2 separate regions of the Homo sapiens genome follow, and region 2 is linked to region 1. A link is a loop called in an ENCODE intact Hi-C map of the cell type or tissue named here. Cell type or tissue: breast epithelium. All regions are shown on one strand. Each heading gives the region's core, and the rest is flanking DNA. Links, peaks and the distances in the headings are about the cores only. Region 1 has its middle 24 kb from the start of LINC02260. Region 2 overlaps KIT (KIT proto-oncogene, receptor tyrosine kinase).

Region 1 (5,376 bases), core at 137-5,136:
TGACCTTGAGTTTTTAAGACTTATCAGGAATATAGAGAACCTCAGATAACTTCCTAGGGCTATTTTGAACAATACATATTAATTAATTGGTTAAATAATGCAGTGATTACAAATCATTTTGTATATGCAGAGCTTTCACTAAGTAATTCTGCATGACTTACTAAATGACTGAACTAAAAGCAATGGAGTGAAGTTCACATTGTTTTTTTCGCTATATAATGAAAGCTAACAAATATTAAATGTTTATTATATACCAGGTGCTTAGCTTAGATGATCTCGTTTAATTTTTCCCAACAGCCCTAAGTTGTCAATACTTTTGTTTTTCCCATTTTAGAGACGAGGACACTGAGGCACAAAGAAGTTAAATAACTTCCAAAAGTCTTGCAGCCAAAAGGAGCCAGAACGAGGATGTAGACTGTCATAGTTCATTTTTAAAGTTGATGCTTTTACTCATTCTGCCATAATGCTCACATACGTCTGTAAGTCTCTCAAACCATTGCAGGAAAGTTTTGACAATTCTTTCTTTAAAACATTCAGTCCCATGGATGAAATAATGAATAACTAGCACTTATTGAACAATTACTATGTACAACTGCACATATTAAACCATTTAATTTTGACATTAACCCTATGAAGTTGGCATCGATATTATTCCCACTTTAAAGATGAGGCACAGAGATGTTAAGAAACTTGTCCAAGTTCCCACAGCTAGCAAGTGGCAGAGGCCAGCTTTGAACCCTGGGCTGTCTGGGTTCTGAGTTCATGCTCTTTATCAAGAAATATGCCCAATAAATGACTGAAAGTGTAGGGCAGCATGTAGAATGCTGTTATGGACTCAAGGAGTAGACTTGGCCACTAAACTAACTGTGTGACCTTAGGCTTGAGTTTCTTCATCTGAAAAATAGATGTTCTCCCTGACCCTGCCAGCTTTATAATTCTGTAATTTAACATGTGTGAATTTCTTTATCTTTTCTTCTTTCTTTCTTTTTTTTTTTTTTTCTTCAAGGTCTGACTCTAATTGCCCAGGCTGGACTGCAGTGGCACAATTTTGGCTCACTGCAAACTCTGCCTCCCAGGGTCAAGTGATCCTCCCACCTCAGCCTCCTGAGTAGCTGGGATTAGGAGTGTGCATAACATATCCAGCTAATTTTTCTATTTTTTGTAGAGATGGGGTTTTGCCAAGTTGCCCAGGCTAGTCCTGAATTCCTGAACTCAAGCAATCCATCCTCCTTGGTCTCCCAAAGTGTTGGGATTACAGGCGTGAGCCACCACACCCAGACATGTCTGCATTTAGTAATAAGAGTCCAGAGACAACCATTGCAGTTTCAGAAACAAATGGGTAGAAAAGATCGGTTTTAGGAATTTGAAAAGAGGCAGGAAGGATACACAGGTTTGGAGTTTCATTCAGGAGCCCTGGGATGCCGGAATCCAGAAGTGCTAGGGAGACTTCAAGGAGATGAAGCTACTTGGCAAGAGAACAGCATCTTGATTCCAGCAGGAGAGACAGCTGATGTGGCTTATGGAGATATGAACAGAGGGGCCCCACAGGATTCATCTGGAGCAGAGGTGCCAATGGAGAGGAAGGGGGGAAGAAGTGCAGTGTAGTAGACAACTCTGGCATTGTGTTTTGTGAACTGGGTCCTGATATTGGGGAAAGAGTAGCCACAAATCCATTATTCTTAAAATTCAAGGTTTTATTTATTTTTATTTTATTTTACTTTATTTTGTTTTATTTTATTTTATTTTTGAGACAAAGTCTTGCTCTGTTTCCCAGGCTGGCATGCAGTGGTGCTAACCCTAATCCCACTCCAGGTTCAAGCAGTTCTCCTGCCTCAGCCTCCCGAGTAGCTGGGATTACAGGTGCACACCACGACGCCTGGCTAATTTTTGTATTTTTAGTAGAGACAGGTTTCACTATTTTGGCCAGACTGCTCTCGAACTCCTGACCTCAGGTGATCCACCAGCCTTGGCCTCCCAAAGTGCTGGGATTACAGGCATGAGCCACCAAGCCTGGCCTAAAATTCAAGTTTTATGGTCAAGGCAGCATATAAAGAGCACCCCTAAGGGCTTTGCGGTGGGAGAGACATGGTTTGTTCCCTCCTCCACCACTTTTTAGCCTGGGATCCTGAGAAAGTGCCTTAATATTCTCCTTGGTAAAATAAGGATCATACAGACACTGAAGAGGGACTCAGTAAATGCTATTTTCCATCCCAACGGGCCAGGACGGCTTCTACCCAACCCCACCGTAAACCTAAGAAAATCAAAACCCAACTAACTCCTAGCAGTCAGGAAAATCTTTGACCTTGAAGAGGAATGAAGATGTCATGTTTACTCCTGTTGCTCCTCTCAAGTTGCTGTAGATTTCTCAGAGAGCTTAGCCCTGATCTTGGAGAGGCAGGGATGGGAGTACAGTGATAGGCAGCAAAACAAGCAACCCAAAATTAAAAGAGATGAACTTGCTCCCTATGGTAAGTACGGGAGGGTTCTAACAACATCGGAACAGGGGTTTCCCTTCCTCAGTCCTGTTTCCTCACCGCCATCCCAGGTAGAGTCAGCTAGGCAGATGCTGGCCAATGGCTGACCCACTTCAAAGGGCTGTTCAGAGAATGATATTTGCTTATACAGCTTCTCAGGGTCCCCCAAATGGAAGAAACATCAGGCTTAACGTCACTCCAGGGCAAAAGTGGGGAGATGAGAGTGTCACATACATAGATGCACGAGGACAAGAGGGAGAGAGTGGAAAAAGCCGACCTACATTAGCTTCCTATGGTTGCTACAACAAATTACCACAGACAGTGGCTTGAGACAACATAAATTTATTATCTCACGGCTCTTGAGGTCAGAAAGCTAAAATGGGTTAGCAGGGCACCACTCCTTCTAGAGGCTCTAGCGGGTAACTCGTTTCTTTGCCTTTTCCAGCTATTAGAGGCTGCCTGTGTTCCTTGACTATGGTTTTAAATCATTCCTACCTCTACTTCCTCTTCACACCTCTGACTCTGACTCTTCTGTTTCTCTCTTGCAAGAAGCCTTGTGATTCCCTTGGGTCCATCTGGGTAATCCAAGATGTCTCCCTATCTCAAGATACTGAATTAAATCACATCTGCAAACTCGCTTTTGCCATGTGAAGTTAACATGTTCACAGATTCTGGGGATTAGGATGCAGACATCTTCAGGGTACCATTATTCAGGCTACCACACTACCTAAATTTTGGTATCCAAAAATTTGGTTCATCTCCCTATTAATTTGTGACCTCAAACAAGTCACTTCTCTCTAACCTTGCCATCTATATCAGTAGCAGTATTTTACTTGATTTCTTTACTTTGAGGGTTTATGGGGTAATCCATATAAAATGTCTACCACTGAGCCTTGCATGGTGTAAGTGCTAGTTCCCCTCTCCCTTCTCTACCACATGAGTTAACATTGTGGAGATGATGGTTGGGAAAGGGCACTGGGACTCTTGCCAGCTGTCGCAGGCTGAATTCCTGAGAAAATTGACTTTGCAATGGAGATATGCATGCAGAAAGTATATTAAGGCATGGTCTTAAGGTGGACACCTGTACGGGGTGTGAAAGAAGCAGGACTTGGCAGAGGGAGAAGCTGGGCTGCCATGAAAAGGCAACAGAGGCCCATGGGGAACTCAGAGTTGACTCAAATTAGGACAAGGGGCCAGGCTTTTACATCCCTCCATGAACTAGTCATTATATGTGAGTTGCCCAGAGAGGGCCATGACATTGGCCAAGCTGGCTCTCTCCCATGGAGACAATCCTGGGGGGGAGGGACTCATCCGTGACCTACACTTCCAGCAGCTGGGGGAATGCATGCCCCAGTCATGCAGCAAAGACCTGGAGAATGTCCCATAGCATCCACTACAGCAGCTAACCCTCTTGGCTCATTAAGTGAAGACCAGAGAGAAAACAGAAGGTAAGTGTCCTAGCAAGGCTATATACCTCAGAGGTTCAGGGGTTTTGCTCCCAAGCAGGTAAGCCTGAATTCAAATCCCTTCTTCCCATTGTATGATTTGGGACATGCCCTTTAACATCTTTGTGTCTCAGCTTCCTCATCTCTAATTTAGAGGATTTATCTCATAATTATTGTAAGGATTAAAAGGATAGTCAATGTCTCTGCAACCATGGACAGTTGGTCCCATACATGTTAGATTTTGTGGTTAATAGCATTCTCAGAACCCCTTGCCTACTTGTCCTTTTTGGCTCAAATCTAGATGTTTAAAATAGGGGCTGGAAAGAAAAAAGAAGACTCCTACAAGAACACTCATCATGATTTAAGACATGTTTCAGTAAAGACAGGGATCGGGGGTTGGAGGGTGGGAAGAGGGGGTGTTAATGAGAGGTGACAGCGTGCTGGCAGCCCTCGCAGCCCTCCCTCACTCTCGGCACCTCCTCTGCCTGGGCTCCCACTTTGGCGGCACTTGAGGAGCCCTTCAGCCCACTGCTGCACTGTGGGAGCTCCTTTCTGGGCTGGCCAAGGTTGGAGCCGGCTCCCTCAGCTTGCAGTGAGGCGTGGAGGGAGAGGCGAGAGCGGGAACCAGGGCTGCCGGCAGCACTTGCGGGCCAGCTGGAGTTCCGGGTGGGCGTGGGCTTGGCGGGCCCCGCACACGGAGCGACCGGCTGGCCCTGCTGGCTCCGGGTAATGAGGGGCTTAGCACCCGGGCCAGTGGCTGTGGAGGGTGTGCTGGGTCCCCCAGCAGTGCCGGCCCACCGGCGCTGCACTCGATTTCTCGCGGGGCCTTAGCTGCCTCCCCACGGGGCAGGGCTCCGGACCCGCAGCCTGCCATGCCCGAGCCTCCCTCCGCCCCTTGGGCTCCTGTGTGGCCCAAGCCTCCCCCACGAGCGCTGACCCCTGCTCCACGGCTCCCAGTCCCATTGACCACCCAAGGGCTGAGGAGTGCAGGTGCACAGCGCGGGACTGGCAGACAGCTCCACCTGCAGCCCCAGTGCGGGATCCACTGGGTGAAGCCAGGTGGGTTCCTGAGTCTGGTGGGGACGTGGAGAACTTTTGTGTCTAGCTCAGGGATTGTACACGCACCAATCAGCACCCTGTCAAAACGGACCAATCAGCTCTCTGTAAAATGGACCAATTGGCTCTCTGTAAAATGGACCAATCAGCAGGATGTGGGTGAGGCCAGATAAGAGAATAAAAGCAGGGTGCCTCAGGTAGAAGTGGCAATCTGCTCGGTCGTCTTCCACGCTGTGGATGCTTTGTTCTTTCACTCTTTGCAATAAATGTTGCTGCTGCTCACTCTTTGGGTCCACACTGCCTTTGTGAGCTGTAACACTCACCTCGAAGGTCTGCAGTTTCACTTCTGAAGCTAGTGAGACCACGAACCCACCAGGAGGAACGAACAACTCCAGACGCAC
Region 2 (5,376 bases), core at 65-5,064, 80 kb after region 1:
TAGTAGCAATAGTAATACTTCAGGTAAGACATAAGTGCTTTTTTTCTGAAGCATGGTTCTAAGTACTTTACGTGTATTCACCCACTGACCTGAAGCCTCACAGACTTTGTGAGTAGACATTCTTATTTCCCACCATTTTTATAGAAGAGGAGACAGAGGTACAGAGGGGTGAAGTAATTTGACCAAGACCGAACGGCTAATAAGGGCTAAGTGCCTGGATAGGGTTTTGCTCTATTTTTCCAGTCAGGACTGTTGACTGTTGGAAAAATACGGGTGAGAGATGATAGCGTCCTGGGCCAAGGACTAAAGGTTGGAGGGAAGAGGATAAATTTGGGAGGTCTCCAGGTGATTGAGAGGGCAGGAGAGGCAGGGAGGAGTTGAAGATGCCTTTAGGTTGGGTGGTGAGAGACCATACCATTCAGGGAGAGCAGGAGGACGGGGAGGGACAAGTTTCTGAGGAAAGACAGTGACTTTGTTTTGGGGTTTGTTGGATTTGAGATTGATAGTGGGATCTTGAGTGGGATTGTTTAGGTAGGAAGTATCTTTTGCCAAACGCCCTAGAAGCAGAGCCTGAGACAGGGATTCTGAGGCAAGTGACTTATGCAGGGATAGACTGACCAGGGAGTAGGGGAAGAGGCATGGGAGGGAAAGGAGGCAAGTAAGGATGTGGCTCAGATGACCCCAAGCCTCAGTCTTATCCAGGAGCTGAGCGGGGCTTTTGCACCTCTCCAGCTATCAGTCACTTACTGGCTGCAGACCTGGCTGCACGGTCAACGTCTTCCAAGGATTGCGCAAGGGCAATCCTTGGGAGAATGCTGCAGGCAAGTGTTTGGGGGCATGAAAGTAGCTCTGTAGAGGAGACATGGTACAGAGAACCCTGCGCTGGAAGTAAAGACGTGAAGGTTGTGAGCCAGCAGCCAGCAGCTCAGTGTGAGAGAGTGGGCTGCCCAGGGAGCTTGCATAGTGTGAGAGTTGGCACACCGCCTATGGCAAGTTGGTGTTGTGGCCCATGTGGATCGTGTGGGTCGTGGACTGCCCAGGGTGACACATGTACATCGGAGCCCCTGCCAGTAACCCCGACAGGGTTGTAGGGTGCTCAGTGTACACAGCCCTATATGGCGGTCCTGCAAGAAGTCAGAAGCTTGAGTGGCAAATACTGCCAGGAGCACTGAGAAGTCTCCGGGGTGGAGGAAAACCAGGAGATGGGGGTGTTGCAAGAAGGAAGGTGAGCAGTGTGGACCTCGCTGAGGGCCCAGAGTGTCTGTGTGAGGGCAGTGAGCATGTGCATGCAGGGCAGGTGAGTTCAGGACACTGTGGAGAGCAGGCTCCTGCAGCACCATGGGCAGGGGAGGAAGTGGTATGCGGACAGCCCAGGGTGGTGGGGGGAGGGCGGAGGCGGGAGGCGGTGGGCCAGTGGAGAGGCTGCAGCCTCTGTCAGGTTGCCTTTGTGCTTAACCTTTCCCCACTCTGTGGTCTCTCACAACAGGCGTTGGTCCCAGATGGAATATGTGTGTGCGTGTTTATGTATTTGTTAATGTGGATTTTGCTAATACTTACTGAATTAAATGAGTTATATTTTTCCTCAAACAGGCATAGATTTCCAGGTAGAAACTGAAAAAGACATGCCTTCCAAGGCATGCTATCCACAGGTGATTGACTAGTTGTCTTTTCTTTGTAGATACGTAAGTGAACTTCATCTAACGAGATTAAAAGGCACCGAAGGAGGCACTTACACATTCCTAGTGTCCAATTCTGACGTCAATGCTGCCATAGCATTTAATGTTTATGTGAATAGTAAGTAACATGAAGGGCTCCTTTTAATTTTTTATTCTTTTAAAGTTGTGGCTCGTGTTTGTAACAGCTGCAAGGACTCAACTTGTGTACTATGTAAATAACGTTTCATGATAATCTTGACCTTCACAGAGACTTCGTGGTTTGGTGGTTAGAGTGTGTCAAAAAACCAGTTCCTTGTCCTACATTTCACTGATCACATGACCTTGTAGAAGTTGCTCAAATTCTGCGTGCTGCCTTTGAAGTAAACAGAGGAGCCAAACAAGTTGAACATACAGTTGTTTGAGGGAAAATGTATTATTATTGATTGTTGGAATGGGGGGCTAGTGGTTGAATAGGAGCTGAATTACTGCGTTAGGTAGGGAAGAGATGCTATCGAGCCCTGACGTGATTTCTTTGTTCAGTGCTGTCTCTTTTGAGGCTGTGATGTTACTTGTGTTTAGATTGTTCTTCCACTGAGACAAATGCAATACTGACAGGCCCATGGCTCACTACTGAGTACCATGTGGTATGTGGGAGAAGGTAGCAGATGGTTTAGGATGGGAGATGGCCATGGGCACCTGAGCACCCAAGTCCTGCACTGCTGGGGTCCTACCGACCCCACTCCTGCAGCCCACCATGTCTTAGAGAAATGTCTGCTCTGAAGTTGAGGCCAAGGGAGCCCGATCATGAGCTGGACCTTTTGCCAAGTGCAGGGCTTCTTCCTGGCTCCACTCTGGGCCCCGTGTGCATTTCCAAGGAAGGTGCCTCCCACACCATACCTGCTAGTGCAAGGGAGGCCCCTAAAGACTAGGAGTTCCAAGGGAGTGGCCCAATAAATGACTATTGGAATTGGCTTTCCTGGGTGTGTGGAGGATGAGGAGACAACTGGAATATTTCATAGAAAAGAGCTTAGGCGTTATGCTGGGCACTTTATGTGTGTTGGGTTATAGGGTGTTGTGGGAACAAAGGACTGGGGCCAATTCCTTGTCTTGAAGGAGCTTACTTTCTGTACGAGGTGTTGTGGTTTTGTTTTTTTTTGTTTTTGAGACAGAGTCTCTCACTCTCTCTCCCTGTCTGGAGTGCAGTGACATCTCGATTCACTGCAACCTCCACCTCCCAGGTTCAAGTGATTCTCCTGCCACAGCCTCTTGAGTATCTGGGACTATAGGCATCCCACCACACCCAGCTGATTTCTGTATTTTTAGTAGAGATGGGGTTTCACCATGTTGGCCAGGATGGTCTTGAACTCCTGACCACAAGTGATCACCTGCTTCAGCCTCCCAAAGTGCTGGGATTATAGGCATGAGCCACCGCGCCCAGCTAGATGTTTTGTTTGTTTGATTTTGAGACAAACATGTTTTTGTTTTCAAACATGTTGACAAACATGTTGAGCCAGCATCTGTCTCTGTCACCCAGGCTGGAGTGATCATAGCTCACTATATCCTTGTACTCCTAGGCCCAAGAGATCCTTCCGCTTCAGCTTACCAAGTAGCTGGGAGTACAGGCATGCACCACCACGCACAGCTAATTTTTAAATGTTTTTTAGAGATGGGGGTCTTGCTTTGTTGCCTAGACTGGTCTTGAATTCCTGGACTAAAGCGATCCTTCTGCCTTGTCCTCCCAAAGCACTGGGATTACAGGAGTGAGCCACAACACTCAACCTGTGTGAAGTGATTTTACATAATTGTCTTATTTGATGCTACAGCTCAGGAAAGATGGTAGGGTGGGTGGTGTAAGCCAATGAAAAGAAATAGCTGGACAGATTTTTTATTGCTAATCCAGAGTCTTTTGACTATGAACATTTCAAAAATTGTGTTTTCTGAATAAGACATTCATATGAGTTTAGATGAAGAAGGTCACATTCGTGTAATTAAACACATATCTTTATTACTGGCCTTCCCAGAATCCTAATATGCTAATGTGACTTTGCCAGAGGGGGCCATGGGATAGGATGTATATATCCCAAACTCGTTTGATCACACAGTTCTCCCTTTTCAAGGGAAACATTAATTATTATCTGAGTTCCAGCAAACAGTTTTGATTACATAGCATTTCTCTGGTCCTCAATTCAAGTATCTCTAGATTAATTTCAATGTGAATCAGAAAGTAATAGTATATAGAGGCTGGACGCGGTGGCTCACGCCTGTAATCCCAGCACTTTGGGAGGCCGAAGCAGGTGGATAACCTGAGGTTGGGAGTTCGAGACCAGCCTGGCCAACATGGTGAAACCCCTTCTCTACTAAAAATAGAAAAATTCAGCTGGTTGCGATGATGAGTGCGTGTAATCCCAGCTAGTTGGGAGGCTGAGGCAGGAGAATCACTTGAACCTCAACCTGGGAGACAGAGGTTGCAGTGAGCTGAGATCTCACTGTTGCACTCCAGCCTGGGCGACTGAACGAGAGTCCGTCTCAAAAAAAAAAAAAAAAAAGATAATAGTATATAGAGCTTAGTGTATTACCCATGGACAAAATTACCTGCTTCTGAAAAGTCTTAATGTTCATCTCATTTAAGAGATGACCGTAGGTAAATCGGTATCCTTGCAAGCATAATATGCATATTGTTCATACAGAATTTTATTGTGGCTGCTCTTGTGTGATGCTTCTCAACCTTTCTATGTTAAAAGACTTTCTTTTCTAAGATTCCCAATACATTGTGGATCAATACTTCTTGTAAAATATAGTAAAAACCAATTACTGGAAAAGTGAAATGAAAAAGAACAATATACAAAATACAAGCTCGGGTTTTTTTATTTTTTAGATTCAATAGATATAACAATTACTCTTTGTCAAATTGCTCCTCCTCAGTGCTTCTTCTCAGTTTCTGTATTTATCTCCTGTGCACCAGCAACAGCAGATCGTGGGTGGGGCCCACTCCACAGACCTCACTTTGAGAGTTCAGTGGTTGGGAATTTTATGAAGTGAGGTACTTTGTGTTACCACTGTTTCCCTGGCTTTAAGTCCAAAGGGGTGTTTAAATGTGTCTCTTTTCTTCTTTTTTCATGCTTCCATTTGCCAGTGTGTGGTCTGCCAGTTGGTCATGAGATATTGACCTCAGGAAGATGTTTCTGACTTTTCTCTGGTGGGGGCAAAATTGCTACTAGGCTAATTTGCCATTCCAGCAGGCTCAGTTTTAATCAGTGCTGCTGGTGAACCCATGCTTATTTGAAACTAGATAGGATATGTTGTTAGCCTTCCAAAAGGATATCTTCTTGGATTGCCTGTAAGTAGGAGGTCTTTTCTGCATTCTAGGGTATGGGTCTCTAATACCCACCCAGCACTTCCTGAGGTCCCACTGTATTTCACTGGATATACAGATGAGGATCATGTTGGTCCTGACCTCAAGCTCTTCAGAAAGTCTTTTCCTTGAAGTTAGTTTGTTACAAATAACAAACTGACAGAGGCATTTATTTCACTTACCTAACACGTTGGATTTATTGATTTGCAAACGTTTGGACAGAGGTAGTAGCATTTATGTTTGAGCTTTAAACTGTCTATGAGGTACGTCCCAGTTGCTCTTTAGAGATATAGTTAGCTGATTTGTTGATTTTTTTTAATTGAAAAAAAATCTAGTTAACATTATTATGTGGTAGTATTTTTAAAAATT

The links. Hi-C counts contacts between places; a loop is a spot of excess contacts. Peaks named below come from ENCODE experiments on the same cell type or tissue, not always from the same donor. Only the 100,000 strongest peaks of a DNase experiment are listed, where the experiment ranks them.
Region 2: it touches region 1 in a loop (17-fold over the local background); 2 of 110 quality-filtered maps call a loop at or near these places.

What each region holds. Positions count from the first base shown.
Region 1 is chr4:54,628,013-54,633,388 of GRCh38, forward strand. No RefSeq gene overlaps it. Among named protein-coding and RNA genes, the nearest start is that of LINC02260, 24 kb to the left of the region's middle. In breast epithelium, for the core only: no CTCF peak of the experiment used is centred there; no DNase peak of the experiment used is centred there.
Region 2 is chr4:54,707,746-54,713,121 of GRCh38, forward strand. It overlaps KIT (KIT proto-oncogene, receptor tyrosine kinase), which reads left to right. Exons shown (of 21, transcript NM_000222.3): 7 at 1,679-1,794. Among named protein-coding and RNA genes, the nearest start is that of KIT, 52 kb to the left of the region's middle. In breast epithelium, for the core only: no CTCF peak of the experiment used is centred there; a DNase peak (open chromatin) is centred at 2,010.